Regions from separate parts of the Mus musculus genome. Here region 1 is linked to region 2. The links are chromatin loops, found by intact Hi-C in ENCODE. Cell type or tissue: left cerebral cortex. All regions are shown on one strand. Each heading gives the region's core, and the rest is flanking DNA. Links, peaks and the distances in the headings are about the cores only.

Region 1 (8,326 bases), core at 188-8,187, 740 kb after region 2:
AATCTCACAAGCAGACAGAACTCCTGGGGCCACACTAACAGATATGAGAACCGAATGGAAAACGAGGACGTGACGCTCCTAGGTGTGGCTGAGGTTTACTGTAGATGCAAGGAAGAGCACAGTCAGAGGCATCTGGAAGAGTCCAGGCTGAACAAGGTCAGCAGACTGAACCAGGCCCTGAGAGGAGGGGTCGGGGTTCAAGAGGAAAGAGATGTGGATGAGTGGACCAAAAGAGACCCAGGAGCGGAGCCAGCCGGGAGCCGGGAGAGAAGCAATGGCTAAGGCAGGGTCCAGCGGCTCCGTGAATGGAATCCCAGTTGCTGGGCTGCAGAGGTTTAGGGTAGTGGGCAGGGTGAGAAGTGTTCTTTGATTTTTTTCCTCCATGAAGTTGTTTAGTGCAATAATTAAAACGACAACTAACTTTTAATACAAAAATGAGGGTAAAGTGGCCTGGCAGCATTTGGTTGGCAGAAATATGGGAAGAAACGATGAAATAAAGGTCTTTTAAAATGTATTTATGTGTATGTGTTGGAAGGAGCCAGAAGAGGATGTCAGACCCTCTGTTAGGCCACCACATTCAGTTCTGGGAGCTGAACCTATGTCCTCTGCAAGAACAGTCAGTGTTCTTAATCATTTAGCGGTCTCGCTGGTTCCTGAGGTAAGTAGTTTTGAATTCTCTCTTCTGCTGCTGTTTGCAGTGAGGAGAGCTGGAGGTAACTAAATACAGCATGACCAATGTCAGGCCGGTGTCGTAAACTGCAGTGATCTAGAGAAGAGGAGGGAGGCCTGGAGCAGGGTCAAAGAGGAAGAGGATGAAGCACGAGGATTCGTGTGCTGTTGGACAGCTCTAGGTTAGCTTTAAGAACACTTTGCCCAGAGGCCGGGAGGAAACAGTCCTGGCACTGAGAGTTGGGCTGGAGCTATGGGGATGACCACGGAGGTCCCTGGAACAGCCCACGCTGGAGAAGCTGGAGGTGCCTAAGATGGATGAGTTCTGTATGTTCATGCTGACTCCGAGGTAGCAGTGGTGCGTTAATCCAGACTGATGATCACACCGTACATGTATTAAATAGTTCTAGCAACTTGCCATCTCTGAGAGTATGAGCCAGCTAGCCAGCCAGCCAGCCTGCCTGCCCTCCCTCCCTCCCTTCTTTCCTTCCTTCCTTTTCTTTTTGGTATTGGTGATGATGTACTCGAATCCACAATCTTTGTACATGTCAGACATGTGCTGTACCACTAAGCCTCACCTCCAGCAATAGCTGCCCTCAAATCTCAAATTCTTTAATTTTTTTCAAACAATTTCTCTCTCTGTCTCTCTGTCTCTGTCTCTGTCTCTGTCTCTGTCTCTCTCTCTCTGTGTGTGTGTGTGTGTGTGTGTGTGTGTGTGTGCTTGCAGGAGTCTATGTGCAGGACATATGTCCTGTTACCCAAGGACACCCAGTGTACATTAGTTTCCCTGGACCTGGAACTACAAACAGCTGGGAGCCGCCTGGTGTGGGTGCTGGGAACTGCTACAAGAGCTGTAAGTGTTCTTACACGGAGCTGTCTCCCAAGCCCCTCTCAACTCAAGAAGGTTTGAAATGGACCCCTTTTAGCTTGTATGCCTCCCAACTGCCCGAGGCAAACTCAGTTTTAGTTCTGGAAAAGGGAATGTTCTCAGTGAGCTCAAGGACTCCGTGGGGGCTATTTGTTAAGAGTGATGGCTTTTCTCTTTATGCTTTGTCCTAGTTAAGGTTTTGTTGATGAAATGAAATATCATGACCAAAGCAAGTTGAGGAAGAAAGGTTGCATTTGATTTACACTTCCATAACACTGGATCTCACTGATGGAAGTCAGAACAGAAACTCAAACAAGGAAGGAACATGGAGGCAGGAGCTGATGCAGAGGCTATGAAGGAATGCTGCTTACTGGCTTGCTCCTCATAGCTTGCTCAGCCTGCTTTCTTATAGAATCTAGAAACACCAGTCCAGGGATGGCACCACCCACAATGGGCTGGACCCTCCCCCATCAATCACTAACTTAAAAAAATGTCCTACAGGCCACCTACAGACCTATCTTATGGAGACATTTTCTCAGTTGGGGGTACTCTCCTCTCTGATGACTCTAACTTTTGACAAAACAGCTAGCATTTATTATTCTGTTTGGAGCCTGTGAGAGCCAGGTAGTGCTGGTTAGTAAGACAGAAGTTAAGCAAAAGAAGATACTCATTGCTCCCCACGGAATTCATAACAACGAACTAAATACCAATAATCAAACAAGAGGCAAACGAAAATTTCCTAAAAGAAGCAACGTTCTACAAGACTGATTAACTAATTAAAACGTGAGTGACTTGAAGCATTGTGGTGCTGCAGATCCAGAGCCCAACTATCTTGGCCCATTAGTCCCTCAAATGGTAATTTATTCCCAACTTACTTGTGAACCAACGGCCTTGTTATTATTAAGGGACTACATTCAGCAACCGCCTCACTTCCATCAACCTGAAGGCTAAGAAGGCCATCAGCGCAACTGAGGCATACAGCAGAGACATCTCCATTTTGATATAGCATTCCTAAATGGGTGTACCTGCCAATGTGTTTAAGGAATGGCTTTCTTGCTCTGATACTATGGAATGCCATGGAATTGTTACATGTAATTGGAACATGGATTTGTGGTGACCTAAATCTTGTGTTCTGAGCCCCTCATTAATACTTGACTCTAGAATAAACTATCTCTTTTGCCCTTTAGGTGACAGTTGTGTTTTTCATGTAGGCACAAGCAAATAAAAGGTGGAACTGAGGAGGCTGGAGAGGGTGGCTCTGCAGTTAGGAACACGTAATTTTTCAGAGGACCCATGTTCAATTTCCAGCATCCACATAGGGTCCCTTGCCACTGCCTGTAACTCCAGCTCCAGGGGATCATATGTCCTTCATGGGCACCTGCAATCACACTCACACACACACACACACACACACACACACACACACACACACTCCACGCACTTCATAGTCACTCACTAAATGCAAATGAGATCACAGTACTTAGTGAAATGTACAAACTTGCTAACCCTGTAGAGAAGTGTAACTTTGCAAATTATGGAGAAGAGGAAAATTATATACATTTACAGGTATAACTCCCTCAAACAAGCGGCGGTACACCGGGAAGCAAGTTTAGTCCCATAGGAGCCACCGTCCGGCCACACCCCATCGCACTGACTTCTGGGAGTTGTAGTCCTTCATTGAGGGTGTAGACATGGCGGCCTCCATGGCAGAAAGTTGTAGGGCGTCCCTGTACCTGGCCCGGAGCGTCCGAATGGCCAGGCCACGGCTTGCTGCCTTCGCATCTGATGCCTGCCGTGTCTGCACGGGCCCAAGCCGATTTCAGAGCACCGGGCCTTCAGAGCCCGGTGGGTTCAAGCCACCGCCGAAACCTGTCATCGTGGACCGGCGCCGAGTCCCGGAAGACGAGAGAAGGTGAGGCGGCCGAGGCCGCGTGGGAGTGCGCACACTTTGATACCCGCTTTATAGCTGGGCTGCACGAAATCGGGTTCCGGGTCTGCCCCTCTCTAGATCACGAAAGACGCAGGCTTGGACTCCCTTCCCTCAGTTTGTCCTAAAATCCACCACGGTGAGCCTTGGCCAACAGATTCTATCCAGGAGGAAGGGTTTGGGGAGGTCAGATCGGCTCAGGCACGTGGATCCAGCACACTCTTTTTCGTCTTACCTACATAAATGCATCTTCAGAAGCTTAACAGTATGGACCCGCAGGGTGGTTCGGTTGTGAAAGTTGCAACCTGTACACCCAAATCCATGCCTAGAACCCATAGAGAAAAGAGAGACCGTACTCCAAAGTTTGCCTTCAAATCCCCACATGAATGTTATGCTGGGCGCTCCAACCACAATACACAATAATTTGTGGGTGTGTATCAGGCTGGCCTTGAACTCAAAAAAGATCTGCCTGCTTTTGCCTCCTAAATGTTAGGATCAAAGGTGGGAATCCCTATGCTCGGTGGAAGATTTCTTTTAAAGTCAGTTTGCAGCTGGTGATTTGTATATATTTTCTCCATATTTATAGCTCAGTGGGAGACTTGTGCTCATTTGCAGACTGAGAGAAATGCAGCGTATTAACTGTGACAAAATTGTAACAAATAGTAATTATGTCAGCGGTTCATCACCTTTACGCTCCAGTTGTGCTTTGTTTTTTTTTTTTTTAAGTAAGATGACAATAAAACATCTAACTGGTCTCAGGATTAATTTATGCTACTATGGGTCAGCTTGCCTGTGTGGTGACAAACACCAGAGACAGCCAGCCTAAAGGGAACAAATTCGTTTGGCTCAGGGTTTGGACAGTTGTAGTTAATTTTGCTTGGTCCTGGCCCTGTCACTTGGGCCCTGCAGTGACACAGTATAGCGTGGCAGGAAGCATTAGCTAGGTAAAAGCAAAGGGAGAAACAGAAAGGGGCCGGGGTCTGTGCCTTGCCTTCAAGGTTAGATGCCCAGTGACATGTTTCCTGTACCGGACTGAAACTCTTTAAGGCTTTCTAAGCCCCAGTAGCTGCCCAGGATGACAGCTAAACAAACCCTTAGCACAAATGCCTTCTTGGACAATAAGGTCCAGACCTTGAGGGCTACTTGATGTATGATAACCATTTAAACACAATGCCTGGTGCGTTCTCAGGAGTGAGCATTAACAATGGTTTTGGAAACCATGGTTTTAGAAATAACATTGCAATCCATATTGAAAGAATAAAATACATCTACATTATACCCATTGTTTTTCTTATGCTGGCCTAAATCACCTTTCATTTTTAATTTTTTTATAGGTTCCTGAGTCCTGAATTCATCCCTCCCAGGGGGAGAACAAACCCTCTGAAATTTAAGATAGAAAGAAAAGATATGCTAGACAGGAGAAAGGTGCTTCCGATTCCAGAGTTCTATGTTGGTGAGTAACGGTGTCTGGCAGCAGGTGTTGGGCGCTAGTTTTCATTGCCTTCAGATTATTGTTCAGATGTCTGGGTTTTGCTGTTATTTATTTCTGACATACTAAGATATAAACCTTATTTGTTCATTCCTGCATCTGTGTCAGAGCTTGCTTCTCTTCTGACTCTGTAGGAAGCATACTTCGAGTCACCACAGCCGACCCCTATGCCAGTGGAAAAACCAGCCAGTTCCTGGGGATTTGCATCAAGCGATCAGGGAATGGGCTCGGGGCTACTTTCACCCTCAGGAACACGATTGAAGGACAAGGTATGTTTCTTCTTGAGCATCCAGAGAGTGAAACTGGGATTTCCCCAAGAGATAATGTGTGCTTTGCCTTGGATACAGATTAGTATTCACTGTTTAACGTGCATTGTTTAGTTTCTTTTGAGGGCTTCTTTTATTATAGGGCAACACCCATTAGGACTAGACTGGCCTGGGCATGGTGACATGTCTGCTATCCTAGCATAGGGATGTCCTGAGGCAGAAACTACATAGTGAGACCTTGCCTAAACAAACATGGTTATTTTCAAGTATGGAGACAGTGTATAAAGCAGTGAAGAGAGATTCCTTTTGTTTTTGCTAGTAGTGTTTTTAAAACGGGATGGTCCATATAGGCCATGGGTGGCCAGGAACTTGCTATATAGAGCTGACTGACTTCAAACTTGAAATATCCTCAAATCTCGGCCTCCTGAGGACAGGGATTAGAGGATTAGAGATGTGAGCTGTCACATTTAGCAGGATCACCCCTTTCTGAGCAAATACCCCGAAGTCCACTGGGACTCCTAAAATGAAGGTCTCTACTTTATGTTGTGACATGTTATAACCTGTTATGACAGGTTATGGTGTCAGAAGCAGTCACACATGCCATGACTGACACAGCAGAACAAATGGTAAAGTTCTAGAAAGGAGAATTGAAACGGCAAGTAAGAGTGTTTATTCTTCTGGGTGCACTTTGGGGTTCTGACCAGTGAGCTACCATGAGAGCAGGTCTTGAAGGTGAATCTTGGAGGGTCACATTCATAACGGCAGCTTGCTTACCACGTTACTGTTTGTGCCAGGAGGGCCTCTCCCTGGCATACTAGTGCAATCTTTGTTGTTATGATGAAACACTATGTCCAAAAGCAACTCGGAGGGTGAGAGTCTGCATGTCCGTTTATTGCTCTAAAAAGGGAAATCACCTGACACTCATTGCCTTTCTGTAGCCAGTGCAGTTCGAGTTTATTTCAGCTTACACATCTTCAGGTCAGTTTCAAGAGAGACAGAAACATGGCAGAGTGCTGCTTGCTGGTTCACTCGTGGGCTCTGTCAGCCACCTCGTCATCCAGCCTAGGACCACCTGCCCAGGGATGGTACCTCCCACAAGGGACTGGGCCCTTTATATCAATTGGCCCTACAGACATACCCACAGGCCAGTCCGGTCTACACAGTTCTCCAGCCGAGGCTTTCTCTTCCCAGGGTAATGTATGTTGAAGAGGTGGGGGTGATGTATTTATAGACGTCTTACACCACATCATTCAATTTCTCACTTTTCAATTCAAATGGGATTTAGTTTGTTTTGCTTTGATAATCTTGATCTTTTAAAAATGACATGTGTTTGCTCAGTTCCCACTTGCTAGCTTCTTTATACTGTACGGTAAAGTATTGCGGGAGTCTGGACTTAATGTGGTGAGTCCATGGCTTGAAGCAGCCTGTTCCCTTTCTAGGTGTGGAGATTTGCTTTGAACTGTATAATCCTCGAATCCAGGAGATCCAGGTGGTGAAGTTGGAGAAGCGGCTGGATGACAACCTGCTGTACTTACGGGACGCCCTTCCCGAGTACAGCACCTTTGACGTGAACATGAAGCCGGTCCCACAGGAGGCCTGCCAGGAAGTGCCTGTTAACAAGGTAGATGCTGTGCATTTGTTCAGGGGCAAGTAAGAGAGAAGCGCCTGCAGAAGACCTGGGGGCGGGGGAGGGGGCGGGGGTGGGGGCGGGGGTGGGGGGAAGACTTTTGTGTGCACCTCACCAGCCCACAATTCCTGTTTTTGTTTTGCTAAGCTGAAAGTTAAAATGAAGCCAAAGCCGTGGTCCAAACGCTGGGAACGTCCAAACTTCAACATTAAGGGAATCAGATTTGACCTTGCTTTAACTGAAGAGCAAATGAAGGAAGCCCAGAAGTGGAACAAGCCATGGATTGAGTTTGATATGATGAGAGAATATGACACTTCAAAAATTGAAGCTGCATTGTGGGAAGAAATAGAAGCATCGAAGAAGTCTTGATCCTGGGACTAGTGAATGGCTCAACAGGTAAACATGCCTGTTGGCTCAGGCCTGATGCCCTGAACTTGACTCTGGAACCCAGGGCGGAAGGCGAGTAACAACTCCTAAAAGTTGCCCTTTGGCTTCTACTGCACATCCTTGCGTATGTGTACTGCAATTACACACACACTTAAAAGTATCTTTCTGCCGGGTGTGGTGGCGCATGCCTTTAATCCCAGCACTCGGGAGGCAGAGGCAGGCGGATTTCTGAGTTCGAGGCCAGCCTGGTCTACAAAGTGAGGTCCAGGACAGCCAGGGCTATACAGAGAAACCCTGTCTTGACAAACCAAAAAAAAAAAAAAAAAAAAAAAAAAAAGTATCTTTCTTTTAAGCCCTTGTTCTGAGAATGCCTTTGGTTAATGTATTAGCTCTTTGGTTTGAAAGCCATTAAGTTTGCTTTGTAAGGACATAGTGATTAAATGAGCATTCCTCACTTTTCGGTACCTAGCATAAAGTCTGCATGTCAGTTTATTGCTCTCAAAAGAGCAATCACCTGACAGTCATTCCCTTTCTATAGCCAGTGAAGTTAGCATCACCAGAATAAGATGAACTGGGATCTGAGCAAGAGGAGTAGGGAAAAAACCATAAACACACAACAGTGTGCAAGTTAAAATGTAAGAATAGGAGCTGTAGAGGTGGCTCAGTAGTTCAGAGCACTTGCTACTCTTGCAGAGGCCCTACGTTTAGTTCCTAGCACCCAGGCCTGTATGTGTGTACATGGTTCCAGAGACCAGGAAGTATCAGACTGCCTGGAACTGGAGTTACAGCTGCTTATGACACAGGTGGTAGTTTGAATATGCTTGGCCCATATGGAGTGGTACTGTTAGGAAGTGTGGCCGTGTTGGATGAAGTATGTCACGGTGGGGGTGGGCTTTGCGGTCTCATGTTCAAGTGTGGTCAGCGTCAGACTCTCCTAGCTGTAGTTGGATCAAGATGCAGAACTCTCAGCCGTGTGTCTGCCTGGACACTTCCATGATGTTAATGGACTGAAGCTCTGATACTGTTAAGCCAGCCCTAATTCAATGTTGTCCCTTATGAGAGTTGCCTTAGTCGTGGTGTCTCGTCACAGCAA
Region 2 (8,326 bases), core at 80-8,079:
ACTGTGTCTGTGTTATGTGGTGCTGGCGATTGAACCCAGGGTTTGGTGCAACTAGGCACGTGCTCTGCCCGAGGAGCCACATCACAGTCTATTGTATTTTCTTCCCTGATCTCATCACACACCTCTCCTCCCCTCAGCCTTCCCTGGGAACGCCACAAAGCACCTCAGAAGCCCAGTCCTGCTGTGGTGTGGCTCTATAAAGCCCCCAAAGGCTTGTTGAGTAAAGACTCAGCTCTCAAGTCACAGGGAATAAGAGATGGTTTATTCTTGAGCCAAATAAGAGTGACCATGGCCTAGGAACACAGATTCAGGTTTCCCCAGATGATGTTTTCCCACGAGGAAGTATTTCATGAAGTTTTAATAGTTTAGAGTAAAGAAAGTCATACATCAAGGTGGTTTTCTAATACATTGGTAGAAATACCAGGTAGGCTAGTGTATTAGTTACTTTGTTGCTGTTGCTATGATCAAAAGCCTGACCAGAAGCAGCTTCGGGGGGGTCAGGGGAGGAGCTCAAGCAGGAACTCAAGGCAGAAGCTGTGGGGAAACACTGCTTGCCAGCTTGCTCATGGGCTCTGGCTCAGCTAGCTTTCTTATACAGTCCAGCACTGTGTGCTTAGGGAATGGTGCTGCCCACAGTGAACTGGGCCCTCCTATATCAGTTAACAGCAGAGATGACCCCACAGACATGCACTAGCAGATGGAAGCCAAATGCTAAAACACATGTGTGTGTGTGTGTGTGTGTTGTGTGTATATTTCACATTCAAATCATAACAGCGGGCTTTAGAAAAGTGGGATGCTCTCTGGCATGGGTTACAGATGCTGTCTGATGGCATTCTTAGTGTTTGGGGTTGGTAGAAGTTAGTAGCTTATTACATTATTCCAAAGGCTCTTATCTGGTCACAAGGATCAGATACAGAATGGTCAATGCGTGCTTATTAAATGTATCCCAAGATAATTCAGCTCTAGACCTGCGACATTCCAACTATGTTTGAAAACATAGAGGGTTTTTTTTTTCTATTCATTCATTCATCCAGTCAGTCAGTCAGTCAGTCAGTCAGCTTTGTACAATTTTTTAAACTTTGGTGTGAGTTTTCTCTCCCTCGGAGATCTTCAGTTCATGTTTATGTGCTATAGGCTTGATCACCTGTGAGATGAGTGTTTGTTACAGGGTTGGAAACCCAGCACCTATCTTCTCTACTTGATCCTTACTCTGTCTTTGCTCCAAAGCACCCATTGGTTCAGCAAATCTTGGCTGAGAAACTCTTCAGGACTTCTGGTGAATAAAATGGATGCACTTCTGCTGGGTATCAATGAAGTGGACGCACTTCTGCTGGGCATCCTGGAGTGATGGAGACGACACAAAGCAAACTATGGAATAGCTGGTATTCTGGCTTCCTATCTGTTAGTGTGATAACACACTTGGACACATTGAGGTGGAAAGATTGATCGCAGTGTACAGGTTGCAGTCACCACTGAAGAAAGTCAGGACGAGAACTCAAGCAGGAACCTGAAGATGGTCTGCTTGGTATCCCACCCACACAGCCAAGGAAGCAATCAAAGACGGTTATGGTGCCTGCAGCTCCTCAATCCCTGTCCCTGGCCTGCTAAAGATGCCAGGATCTGGTCCTGGATGAAGATAAATTACAGGAGACCACGTCATCACCATATGTGTTGAATCCCAAGAGTTTCTGATGACATTAAAATTAATCTTGTAATTAGCCTCTGTTGCAGAATTACAGGGGTAGGGCTCATTATTCAGAAAATAGGCTAGTGGTTTAGAGGGAAAGAATAAACATTTATTTTGCTTTTGCTATGCATACTGTGCAGAAGGGAGAGAAACAGCTGACATCAGACATTTATCTTGACTGTGGTACCCCTGCCAATGAGTGAGAGGAGGGGAATGCAGTTTGCTGGTCACCACCATGATGTTTGGCAGTCTTACTGAGGTGATGGGCTCAGGCGGGGAGCAGAAAGAACCCTGCATTCGACAGAGACAAGCATACACAGTTCCCCCCGACAAGAAGCTACACCCCCACCAAGAGTCCAAAGACCATCTTGCAGATGACTTAGAGGAGGATGGGCTTGGCTCCAGGGAGCCACGGGACACATTCAGCTAAATCCAAGGCTAGGGGACACTTCATGAGAAAAGTTTATGAGGGTTTACAGTTCCTGAGGGATGAGAGCCCATCATGGCAGGGAGGCTCCACCCAAGGCAGCAGGCACAGCCCCTGGAGCAGAGGTGTGGGGTGCAGATCTTGAATTACAAGCAAGAGACGCAGAGAGAGAGAGCAGCCCAGAAGTAGGCAAGGATCTTTACACTCAAAGCCCACCATCCTTCCTCCATCAAGGCCGCACTTCCTAAACTCATCCAAACAATGCTGTCCGTAGGGGAGCAAGTCCTCAGACATTGGAGACTATGGGAGGCATTTAGCATGCAAGCCAACATGATCATCCTTGTCTATGCAGTGAGTTTGAGGGCAGCCTGGGTTGAGACTCTGTCTCAAAAACCCAGACAACCAAGATGGGACTTCTCTGTGTCACACGGGGAGGTAGGGGGTCCTTCCTGGGGACCTCCAGGTAGCTTGTTGCTGTGAGAGGGAAAAGCATTTTTGTCAGCGATGTAGGTTAGGTGCCCATGGTCCTGTGAGCAACCCTAAGGAAACTCACTGGGTCTAAAAACAGATATGAAAGTAGAACGAGGACCGTTATAAGAAGAAGGAGGATAATGGGGTGAGCATGATCAAAACATGCTATTTACATGTATGAAAATGTAAAATTGACATATGTGTGAAATGAGAACTTTATACATTACAGACTAAACTGTGAAGGTCCTCAAAACTGAAAAAGGGAGGAAGAAGAGGCAGAAAGGGGAGAGTGTCCCCAGGAAGTGAGAGGAAGAGAGGGGACAGTGTCTCCAGGAAGTGAGAGGAAGAAAGGGGACAGTGTCTCCAGGAAGTGAGAGGAAGAGAGGGGAGAGTGTCTCCAGGAAGTAAGAGGAAGAAAGGGGACAGTGTCTCCAGGAAGTGAGAGGAAGAGAGGGGACAGTGTCTCCAGGAAGTGAGAGGAAGAGAGGGGAGAGTGTCTCCAGGAAGTGAGAGGAAGAGAGGGGACAGTGTCTCTAGGAAGTGAGAGGAAGAGAGGGGACAGTGTCTCCAGGAAGTGAGAGGAAGAAAGGGGACAGTGTCTCCAGGAAGTGAGAGGAAGGAAGGGGAGAGTGTCTCCAAGAAGTGAGAGGAAGAGAGGGGACAGTGTCTCCAGGAAGTGAGAGGAAGAGAGGGGACAGTGTCTCCAGGAAGTGAGAGGAAGAAAGGGGACAGTGTCTCCAGGAAGTGAGAGGAAGGAAGGGGAGAGTGTCTCCAAGAAGTGAGAGGAAGAGAGGGGACAGTGTCTCCAGGAAGTGAGAGGAAGGGAGGGGACAGTGTCTCCAGGAAGTGAGAGGAAGAGAGGGGACAGTGTCTCTAGGAAGTGAGAGGAAGAGAGGGGACAGTGTCTCTAGGAAGTAAGAGGAAGAGAGGGGACAGTGTCTCCAGGAAGTGAGAGGAAGGAAGGGGACAGTGTCTCCAGGAAGTGAGAAGCAGAAAGGGGAGAGTGTCCCCATGAAGTGAGAGGAAGAGAGGGGAGAGTGTCCCCATGAAGTGAGAGGAAGAGAGGGGACAGTGTCTCCAGGAAGTGAGAGGAAGAGAGGGGAGAGTGTCTCCAGGAAGTGAGAGGAAGAAAGGGGAGAGTGTCTCCAGGAAGTGAGAGGCAGAAAGGGGAGAGTGTCCCCAGGAAGTGAGAGGAGAGAGAGTGGCACTCTGAGGTTACACTGGCACACGGGACAATGTGGCTCCCATGTCAAGTGCTGTAGGGTCAGATGTTCTCATGCTGAGAGCTGGTGCCTTTGACATGCGTGTGGGTTAGATCACTGGTCACCTGGACCAGAAATGTTTTAGGTAGTCCAGAGAAGAACCCCGAGAAGTGGGGTCTCTGGAAGACAGAGGAGAGAGGCTGTCTGTGGTCTCTTTAGCATTTGAAACATTGGTACAGCCTTGATGCCCTCATGGCCATTCTGGGAGTAGCAAGGGAAATGAGGTTAAGGCCCACTGGGTGTGGTGCTCAAGGACCCGCACAAGGCACTTGGTAAGGTCCATGCTGGCCCAGGACAAGTTCACACAAAATCACATTCTTGGGCAACTCTCACACTTTCTCAGCAAATTCCTCACCTCCTCTCACTGGCGGTCAGAAAGGCAATTCTGGTGCCATCAGGAGTGTGGGCCCGTGGTTCCCAACACCATCCTCACAGCTAAGGCTGTCAGTGACAGAGAACAGAATGATGGGCTGAGGCCAGGCACACAGGCACATGCTGGATTGACGGCTTGATGTTCAGAGAGGGCAGGCAGAAAAGAAGTGTGTGAGAGTTGGTGGGAACACCACAAAGTAGGCACAGCAGCTATCAGGCAAGAAACTCAGGAGAGAACAAAGCCTATAGGTCACCTCTGGGTGTGTGTGTGTCCTTGGCCTTTGTTTTGGTCCTAAGTGTAGTGATGCAAAGAGAAGGTGGAGAGCAATTGTGGCAGAATGGAGAGCATAAAATCAAAGTGTGCTTGAGACGGTTCGGGAGGAGAGAGAGTGTCTGGATAAAGAACCCTTCTGAGGAGAGCTGTGGAGCTGACAGGGAGAGGGAAGAACACATCAAGGAGGTATTTACTGGTGTGTGTGTGTGTGTGTGTGTGTGTGTGTGTGTGTGTGTGAGCGAGCGTGCATGTGTATGTAGGTACCTGTACATATGAATGAATGTGGAAGCCAGAGATGTTGGTTGTCTTTTCAGATACTGTCACCTGTGGGACCGTGAAAACGAGTGTAGTCCCCAGTTGCGCTAAGGCTAGAAGCCCTGGAGACCTTGAAGGACGGTGGGAGCTTTGCCTACTACACAGCTAACAGAGCTGCATGGCAGATGGCCACTGCCTCGAGCTCTCTGCTTCTTTTGACTGCCAACCCTAGACCAAGGTCTCTGTGGGCCAAAAAGCTAGATCCCCTCTTGCACTGGCTAGCGGGCTACCGAAACACAGATGGAGCACAGCTACTGTCTCTTTCCATCAGCACCGTGGGGCAAACCCCTGACCCTGGGATTAAGAGTCCTATGCTTTTTGGGTCCGCTCTGCCACAGGGCACGGCTGCTCAGATAGGTGTTGGGCTGTAGGGAAGCCCTGGGGCACTGCTCCGGGTTTGGGAAAGCACAGTCTGAGGTATGGGACAGCCAGAGCTGGCTTGTGAGTCCCCAGGCCTGTAAAGAGGGTGGTGGCCATCTGGTCCTCAGGCTCTTGGCCATCCAGGTGCCACTGGATGCTGAGGAAGCTGAGAACAAAGTGGGGGCCCGAGGGCTGGATCTAGCCCGGGGCCTTGGGGAGCTCCAGCTGGTGCCATGGGAAAGAGGCCTTGGCTGGACAGTAGAGGGCTTGAACTTGGCTTGGTGGCAGCTGTGGTTGGGACACAGAGAGGCTTTCTACGGGAGATTAGACAGAAGCTTTGTAGGCGAAGGCCATCTCCGTGGCTCCCCACCGATGGTTGTGTTGAAAAGAGGCAGTCCATGGTTTTAAGGCGTTTATTGTTATGGCAGAAAGTGATTGTGTAAAGTCGTACCCCACTTCTCCGGGTGGGCCTGAGATTAAATGCCTTTTGCAGGGAAGGATGTCTTGGAAGGAAAGCTTATCAGCTAAGCCCTTCAGCCTTTTAGGTACCTCATTAGAATGTCGATCTCTATCTTGAGCCTACGTGTCCTCCATGTGTGGAGGGGCTTACGTGACTGATGGCCACAAATCTGGGGTGTGGGAGCTGTGTCTAGTGACAGGGGCCTTGTGCCTGGGAGCAGGCAGAGCTCCTACCGTCCCTTCAGGGTCTCCGGGGCTTCTAGCCTTAGCTCAACCAGGAACCATGCTACCTTTCAGGGTCCCACAGTCACCTTACATTTGGAGACAGCTTTTTGATAATCATGGAGTCCACTAGTTCAGCTAGACTGGCTGGCCAGAGAACTGGAGGGATCCTCCTGCCCGTGCCACCCCTGTCCTGGGTTTGTGAGCACGTGCCACTGTGTGCACCTTTTTATGGACTCAGGTCCTCAAACTTGAACCACTTTGCCAACTGAGTCATCTTCCCAGATATTTATTTATTGTAGGACGGCAAAACTGTAGCACGTGCCACACATGTTTATGAGAATGATCCAGTAGATAGAAGAATGTTCATAAATACGAGACGTCCTGAGGGTTCATCTCGATTGTCAGCCTGAGTAGATTTGGAAGTCACCTAGGAGATACAGCATCAGGTAAGTCTAGGAAAGAGTTTCTAAAGAGAACTAACCAAGGAGGGAAGGCCTATGCTGCATGTGGGCAGCATCCTTCCACGGACTGGGGTTCCAAACTGAATGAAAAGGAAGAAGCGAACTGAGGACCAGCATCCGTCTTGCCCAGCTTCCTACTGCAGATGCAACATGGCCACCTCACACTCCTGTCACTGTGCCTTCTCAGCACGGTGGATGGTGCCCTGCAAGCACAAGCCCAGATAAACTCTCCTATCCTTAAGCCAGTTCTGTCAGGTGGTCTCACAGCCATGAGAAAAGCCGAAAGGGACTAGCTAAGGAAACCATGCCCTCCAGTGATCCAGGTCAAGGTGCAGGGCATATATGGAGAACCACAGCTCTTTTTCCCAGCAAGCAGAGTTATGAGAAGAAACGTCCTTGGCCCACTAGGACCCCGTGATCCTGGGTAGGAGGGGGATTATGGAAGGTGCAGATATTTCTCAGGTCCCAAAATTTATTAATTCAATAATAATCTTGTCAAACTGGGACTAGTGACACAGCCCTGTAGCCCCTAGTCTACCTATGCTACTGAGTGAATAAAGCTAGCCTCAACACAACTCCTGTCTTAAACTATCTTTAAACAAAGGGGGTGGGGTGGTGGTGGAGAGTACAGCTCAATGGCAGTGTGCTCCCCCTGCATGGCGAGGACTTCCTGTTTGCTCTCCAGCACTGCAAGACAATAAAACACTCTCCACAGTAGTGAAGCAGCCTTTTCTGCATCAAGTCACAGGGGCTGCTGACCAATACGGGCTTCCCTTTAGTCAGGTTCACCTCACTGCTGAGCGGTTCTGCTTTGTCCTGCAAAGGGCGCCTGCATGGCTCCTGGCTGACCAGACTCGAACTGAGTAGAGTCTGGTGGGAATTTGATGACCGCCTGTTCCAAAGTTGGCAGGTAAGTGACTGACTTAGGTTGTACTGTCCCTTGCTAAGACGGGGCTAATAGTTTCTTATTTCCTGACCCATTTAGAGTATTAAAGTAATAGTGGATGGTTCTAGTGTGGAGGTGCGTGCCTGTCATTCCAGCTTTTGGGAAGTGGAGGCAGGAGAACTGGGAATTCAAAGTAGGCCTTAGCAGTTACGTACTAAGTTCCAGGACAGCCTGGGTATTGGCTGGTTTTGTGTGCCAACTTGACACAAGCCAGAGTCATCAGAGGAAGGAGCCTTCGTTGGGTAAATGCCTCTATGAGATCCAGCTGTAAGGCATTTTCTCATTAGTGATCAATGAGGGGAGGGCCCAGCGCATTGCCGGGGATGCCATCTTGTGGCTTGTGGTCCTGGGTTCTATAAGAAGGTAGGCTTCAGAAGCCTGGGGAAGCAAGTCAGCAAGCAGCACCCCTCCAAGGCTTCTGCATCGGCCCCTGCCTCCAGGTTCCAGCCCTGCTTGAGTTCCTGTCCTGACTTCCTCCAATGATGGACTGTGATCTGGAAGTGTAGGACAAGTAAACCCGTTCCTTCCCAACTTGCTTTTGGTCATGGTGTTTTGTTGCAGCAATAGAAACCCTGACTAAGTCCACCCGGCTTCATAAGACATTGCTTCAAAAACAGCAAGGGCAAAAAAAATTAATCAGGATTGGTGACACTCGAGAGGCAGAGGCAGGAGAATCTCTGTGAATGAGTTCAGCCTGGTCTATACAGTGAGTTGTGGGCCAGCCAGGGACACACAGAGGGACCCTGTCTCAAAATTAAATAAATAAAGTGGGTGTCTGGGTCTCCCTTCTCCTGGGGGAAGCAGAGTCAACAGGCAGGTTTGGAAGAGCCTGTGAGTACAACAGAAATAGCAGACTTATCTCCGGGATCAGCTTCAGGGAGACAGATCAACTTTTCTTGGGTTGTATAGTTTTGGGGAAGGTTGTAGGAATATCGAGGGTGGGCAAAGGTCATTGGCTGAAGGATAAGGAACTGAGACGCCTCATTAGCATGGAGAGGCTTTTGGGGGATTTCAGGTGCTTGCTGAATGGGTTCTGTGGTGGAAGAAAGGCAGCTGAAACTGTGAGC

The links. A loop is a pair of places that touch in the nucleus more often than their neighbours do. Peaks named below come from ENCODE experiments on the same cell type or tissue, not always from the same donor. Only the 100,000 strongest peaks of a DNase experiment are listed, where the experiment ranks them.
Region 1: a loop joins it to region 2, with 4 times the contacts of the local background. A loop is called at or near these places in 25 of 42 quality-filtered maps.

What each region holds. Positions count from the first base shown.
Region 1 is chr6:81,960,830-81,969,155 of GRCm38, reverse strand. It overlaps Mrpl19 (mitochondrial ribosomal protein L19), which reads left to right and starts at 3,207. Exons shown (of 5, transcript NM_026490.2): 1 at 3,207-3,449; 2 at 4,799-4,917; 3 at 5,088-5,222; 4 at 6,659-6,840; 5 at 6,994-8,326. The coding sequence starts at 3,229. The coding sequence ends at 7,215. In left cerebral cortex, for the core only: no CTCF peak of the experiment used is centred there; a DNase peak (open chromatin) is centred at 3,194; H3K4me3 peaks cover 1,166 bases; H3K27ac peaks cover 582 bases.
Region 2 is chr6:82,704,080-82,712,405 of GRCm38, reverse strand. Gm32425 (a long non-coding RNA gene) reads right to left here. Exons shown (of 3, transcript XR_377779.4): 3 at 6,123-6,279. Gm32534 (a long non-coding RNA gene) reads left to right here. Exons shown (of 3, transcript XR_377781.3): 3 at 1,228-1,625. Among named protein-coding and RNA genes, the nearest start is that of Gm32534, 6.7 kb to the left of the region's middle. In left cerebral cortex, for the core only: no CTCF peak of the experiment used is centred there; a DNase peak (open chromatin) is centred at 4,249.